Linked DNA regions of Mus musculus: region 2 is linked to region 1. Evidence: chromatin loops called from intact Hi-C (ENCODE). Cell type or tissue: left cerebral cortex. All regions are shown on one strand. Each heading gives the region's core, and the rest is flanking DNA. Links, peaks and the distances in the headings are about the cores only.

The links. A loop is a pair of places that touch in the nucleus more often than their neighbours do. Peaks named below come from ENCODE experiments on the same cell type or tissue, not always from the same donor. Only the 100,000 strongest peaks of a DNase experiment are listed, where the experiment ranks them.
Region 2: a loop joins it to region 1, with 2.7 times the contacts of the local background. A loop is called at or near these places in 4 of 42 quality-filtered maps.

The regions. Positions count from the first base shown.
Region 1 is chr4:151,859,996-151,862,902 of GRCm38, forward strand. It overlaps Camta1 (calmodulin binding transcription activator 1), which reads right to left and starts at 1,773. Exons shown (of 24, transcript NM_001081557.3): 1 at 1,630-1,773. The coding sequence starts at 1,674. All of the region lies in intron 2 of Gm42357 (a long non-coding RNA gene), which reads left to right. It overlaps 9230110K08Rik (a long non-coding RNA gene), which reads left to right and starts at 1,749. Exons shown (of 2, transcript XR_390981.3): 1 at 1,749-2,862. In left cerebral cortex, for the core only: a CTCF peak has its summit at 1,129; DNase peaks (open chromatin) are centred at 599, 908, 2,026 and 2,536; H3K4me3 peaks cover 1,789 bases; H3K27ac peaks cover 1,129 bases.
Region 2 is chr4:151,040,151-151,043,057 of GRCm38, forward strand. Per3 (period circadian clock 3) reads right to left here. Exons shown (of 21, transcript NM_011067.3): 3 at 2,526-2,641; 4 at 1,122-1,323. Among named protein-coding and RNA genes, the nearest start is that of Per3, 3.1 kb to the right of the region's middle. In left cerebral cortex, for the core only: a CTCF peak has its summit at 1,601; DNase peaks (open chromatin) are centred at 1,510 and 2,576; H3K4me3 peaks cover 1,215 bases; H3K27ac peaks cover 534 bases.

The DNA of each region.
Region 1 (2,907 bases), core at 186-2,685:
ACATACCAGGGCCAAAGGAAGATTCTGGTACAACAAGGAGCACACAAGCTACCTCTTCTCAAATGGCATGTGGGCGACAAGGGTGTCTACACTCCCTATTCTGGATAGAAAGGCATATGGCTTCTCCTTACCCAGCCAACATGAATACAATTTGAGAAAATTAGAGAAAGTCAAGGTAACAGGCTCACTAAATATGGCTGACTGGGAAACAGGAGCCATAAGGAGGGTCTGAGTTCTCTCAGAAAAAAAAAAAAAAAAGAAGAATTGGGAAGTTTATTTCCAAGAAAGATTCAAAGACTTCTTGAGAGTGGGATGCATAAAGTCTGGTTCTTTCTGCTCAGAAGACAGGAATCAGAACACCAAATTCAAGGGCACTGGACCCTTTTCCCAGTGGGATAGTGTTAACTGGTGAAGGGTGCCCCCTAAGATCCAAGAGTGAACGGGAAGCAATAGATCCTTCTTTTCCTGCAAGAAACAAGTACTGAGGTCCCTTACACTCAAGTGGTAGGCACATCGGAAGTCCTGCCTGCCCTACATCTTACTGGGGCGCCCACCCTGGCCCAGACAGGGAACTCCAAGGAGAGAGGCAGACAGCTAGGGAGAGGAGCATTGGAGCGTCCGGTTTTCCCAACAAGAAAGAGGGCAACTCGAAGGGTGTTCAGGAAATGAGCTCACCCTAACCCAGGAAAGTGTACGGAAAGAGTACAGATCTGGAAGAAGTGTCTGCCTGCCTATTTAGAAATGACTTCAGAGCTGCACAGGGCCCCACAAGCCACTGGGTGAGCTAAGAAGGAAGAACATGGGTAGCCCCGAGTCCCCTTGTCCTGGCCAAAAAAAAAAAAAAAGATTAACCCAGCGTGCAGAGGCTCCGCGGCCCCACGAGAGTCCCCTCAAAAAGGGGACAGGCTGACACGGAACCCTCAGTGCTCGGAGAGGATCGGGGTCACGGAAGGTAAAGGGCATGGCAGTGTGGAGACCCCACCCTCCCGGTAGTGAGGGTGCAAGGGCAAGTGTGGAAGAGCATGCTGTGAGGGGCGGGGAGGCCGCGCGAGGACCCCGGCCCTGCTGGGGGAGGGGTCGCCCGGGGCCTCGGCCGAGGGGCGCTCGGCACGAGGGGGGCCCCCTGGCGGGGACCCGCGCGGGGACACCCCCCACGCCGGCGCTAGGAGGCGCCGCGCGGCCCGAGGGGGGCTGTGGAGGGGAACGTCCGGCCCTGACGCCGCTACGGCCGCCGGCACCGGTGCCCGCGAGCCCCCGCGGCCCGGGAAACTTTCCGCCCCGCGGCCCCCTGACACCCCGACCGACACGGCGGGGATGCCCCGGGCCGGGTGCGGGAGGCGTCGCGGCTTCTCCTCCTCCTCGCTGGGCCCGGCCCCCGCCCCGCGCGCCCCCCGCCCCGGCCTGCCGCCCCCGGGGCTGGGTGCGGGGCGCCCCGCTCGGCCGGCCCGCGAGTCACCTCAGGACTCGGCCGCGCTCCGCCCCCCCCACCCCGCCGGCGCCCTCCCCGCGCCCGCCGCGCCCCCGCGCTCGCGCCCCGCGCCGCCGATGCCCGGGATGTCCGGCGCGGCCCCGGGCTCGCCGTGTCGCCGCCACCCTGACAGCCCCGGGCCCTCACGCTCCGGCTCTCACCTTCCGGCTTGTTTTCGGCAGCCATTTCCCCTCCGCGCGCCACATCCTCCTCCTCCTCGCGACCGGGACCCCGAGCGCGCGCCTCGTACCGCCGCCGCCGCCGGCCCAGCCACCCCGCCGCCGCCGCGCACCCGCCCTGGCCCCGCCCCGCGGCCCACGCACAGCGCCCACTGGTTGGTGCGTCTGCCAGTCACGGCTCCCGCGACCAATCGGACCGCACCAGGGGTCTCACTACTCTCCGGGAGGAGCGTCCTATCCACCCTGTCCATTGGCTGATCACCACCGCACCGACTAAAGTGATTGGCCTGGAATCAACGCCCCCTCCCCACCCACTCCCGGGAAAACCCGCCCTCCAGACCTAAACAAAGCTTCCTAGTGGACAGAGGTCGAAAGGATGGCCCAATCAGGATGAGGCTGACACGGAATATTTCCTCGAGGCCGAGACGTGGTGTTTTGATTGGACGTCACTACAGTGTTTCCCAAGCCGTCCAGACCAATCAAAGGGGGTTCCCGGAACTCGGGAACGGCTGTGGGAAGCCCCGCCCCCCAGCGTGACCGTCATGAGGAAGGCGCTCGCTCATTGGTGTGCTGGGGCTTTTCCCGCGTGCTCCGGGAGCTGAAGGACGTTCCCGGGGAAGCCGCTGCTGGCGCGTGGGGGTCCCGGTGTCTTCGGAGGACACGCTGGGATCTCCGGGATCCCGCAGCCTGCGGCGCTGGCGGGGGGCGGCCCTGCCGGAGGGATACGTAAGGCACCGAGGCGTGCCGGTTCACAGCGTTCCCGAACCGTTTAGCCGAGAGTCGGGGCGTCGCTGCCCGACACGGGGGAGGGGCGCACCTCCCGGCAGACCACGCCCCTCGGCCAAATCCCGCCCCTTCCTGGCCTCAGCCCCGCCCCCTCGGCCGGCGCAGCGTCCCCGCGGCCACCCTACGCTCCCGCCTGCCTTGCGCTCCTCTGTCCCCTTTTCTAGCGGCTTAAAATACTGAAACTTTATTTTGGTCACGTTGCCCATGTGACCGGCGGAGCCGATGAGTCATAGGTGCCTGTCCCAGGCTGCAGCCGCGGATCTAGGGCTCGGAACGCTCGACCTCGGCTAGCCTAGCCAATCCCTCCCGGGCTCCCGGCGCTTCGGTCGGGTTCCAGCCGCAGCTCCGCGCAGCTCTCCTGCCTGTAGGTCCACACCGGAGAGATTCGCACGCCCTGCAGACACAAGCCCGGGCCAGAAGAGCTGCAAAGTACTGCGCCTTCTCGAGAGAAATCAGGGGCTCTGAACGTGGCCA
Region 2 (2,907 bases), core at 323-2,822, 820 kb before region 1:
ACAACCATCTATAACTCTAGTTCTAGGGGGAATCTAATCCCCTCTTATGGCTTCCATGGGCCCTGAAACCCATGTGGTGCACAGACATTTAAGCAGGCAAAACACCCATACATATATAAAAAAATCTTTTAAAGCAGATGAAGTGATGCTGGGGATATAGTTCAGTCCGCAGAATGCTTGCCTAGCCTCATGAAACCCTAGGCTCAATCTCCAGCACTGCTAACGATGGTTTGGTGGTATCTGCCTGTAATCTCATCACTCGGGGAGTAGAGGTAGGAAGATCAGAGTTTAAGGCATATTGGCTGTAAGGCAAGGTTGAGGATAGCCTGGGCTACAACAAACAGACAACAGAGAAAAGAGACTGAAATATAAGAAAAGGCCGATGCACGTGGTATATACTGAGCTCTTTAAGAGATGATTCACAAACAATGTAAGGAGCAACGAGCGACTTTAAAAAGAAAATCACACGGACAGAATGTCACAGAGAAAACTGTGGCCAGGCAGATCTGTTCAAGTAAACCAACAATTCTCAAGGCAACCAAGTTACTGGATCCATGAACTTTCAGGGGCCAGAAAAAGGGAATCCGAGCTCTCAGAATCTTACCTATAAAGTCACATCTATTAGACAAAGACATCATGGAGTCAACACAAGAAGAAAGTATGTCTTTCTAATTCAGAGGGAAGAGATCCTGTACCAACCAAAGCTATTTTTCATACAGAGTATGTGAAATCTCACTAAGTAAAAAGAAATGCATTGGTCTGTTAGTTATTAAATGATAAAAATACTATTTTGCTGTGCTTTTTTAAAAAAGAAGAAGAAAGCCTATAGCTGTGGTACGTGTCTTGAAATCCACACTCAGGCAGAGATGGGCACATCGCAGAGTTTGAGGCCAGCCTGGTCTACAATGCAAGTTCCAGGACAGCCTTGGCTACACAGAAAACCTTATCTCAAAAAACAAACCAACACCAAAGAAATAAAATAAATAACTACATAAACTAAATAAATAAATAAGGGAAATGACATGGATTATATGTTGAAAGTAACATGTTAACGTCTGTTCTATTTCCGAGAGAACAACCCGATCTTAGTGCAAGCCACTCAAGCAACATTGGTCTCATACCTCTTTGGGTCCAGTTGTTCCAGAAAGGAAGCTGAGTTGGAGCAGTGTGCGCGTAGAACGCCCTCACGTCTTGAGGGGCAAGCAGGTCGACAAAGTGCACGCTCTTGAGGAAACCCCTCTTAGAATTCAGGATCAAAGCAGCCTGCTCAGAAATGTGCACTAACCTTCCAGACAGAAACGAAAACACGGCCGCGAAGGTATCCTGCAGGAAATATTTAAAACAGACACGGAAGAACTCACAGACAACGCCTCTGCAAAGTCAGGTTCTTCAGGATTTCTATCACGACACATACACCCAACACGCACACACTTGTAAAGATAAAAAGCTTCCTAGTTTTCTCCAGCATGCTCCTTAACAACTACTATAAAAAGCCTACCATGCTTCCTAAAAGTCTAATCTCTATGCCAGAAAGCCCACACCAGCTTCCATGCAGACTAAATATATACAGAGTGCACACACTTTTCTGCAAACTGCGCTCCCCACCAGGAGGGACTGTCTTCTTGTCAGCAGACTCTGCGCTTAAAGCCCAAGCTCAAGCACTCCTCCTCCACAAAGCTGCCCCTGACAGACCCCATTACATAAGAATTGCATCTCAGACCTGTTTTATTAGCCACTAAGTTCATTTGTAACCAGCCATTGTGCTTCCTAGCACGGACTTGTTTCCCTGTCTAGACGGACTGCGAAGATTTTAGAGGGCGAATGTTTTCTTAAAACTTGCTCTTTAAACACCTACCACATCACTGTGCATGTTAGCAGAACAGGCTCTATTATGTAACACTACACAACTCCTGTTGTAGAACTATAAAAAATCATTAAGTTATGATGATGTTGGAGTCTAAATACCAAATGAAGGGAATCTCCACCATCAACACACTATGAGGCTTAATTACTCTGTCAACAAGAAGAGATTAAAAATATAAATATACCACTAAATTTCTCTTCTAAAATGTCACTACAGAAATGACATCTCAACTCACCTGTACTACAAAGTCCAGTGGTTACAACTTGAGGAAGTAGGTATTGGAACTAAGAATGATATAAATAGAAAGTAACAATTTGGAGATTAGAATACGATGCAGGAAATTACTCTGCCACGTTTTGCTTGTTGCTTTTTTTTTTTTTTTTTTTTTCTTTTTCTGTGAGAGAACAGGGGATGCTGAGGGGGAGGGCATTACCTGCTGGCTAAGCACAGGAAACTATGATACAGCACAAGGGGCCAGGGGTCGCGTCTACCTTCAGACAGGATCTCTGGTATGGGCAGGAGACCTCATAGTACCTTTTTAGAACTTTCACCCTTTTTTTTTTCCCTCAGCAAGTGAAACTTCCAGTGACTATTTTAACACCCAGAAAAGGTCCCTAGGAAGAGTCACCAGGTGGAGATGGCAAAACTCATTAAATCTTACTGTGTTCTTAGAAGTATGTTCAGAAGCCAGAGCGGTGAGGTCCTCAAGACTGTATACAGTCACATCTGCCTGGTGTGCTCCGCGTGGACCGAGACTCTGGAAAAAGTCACTGTTTGCTAAGAAAGACAGGGAGATAGACACACAGAGTGGTGACAAGCGTATCTTTAAGAAGTCATTTCTCAGCACGCTAAGGTTGGTGTATTTCCTTAGATGACGATCCCTTACGTGGGTTTCCCTCAAAACCAGGTGATTTTTTTGTTTGCATCAAGGATATGGTTAGGAATGCAAGGTTAGGTATGCAAACTCAAGACTATGAGTTTTATGAATCCTGCCTGCTCTGGGTTACAAGGAGCAAGATTCACTAGAAGTTCTAAAGCTAGTT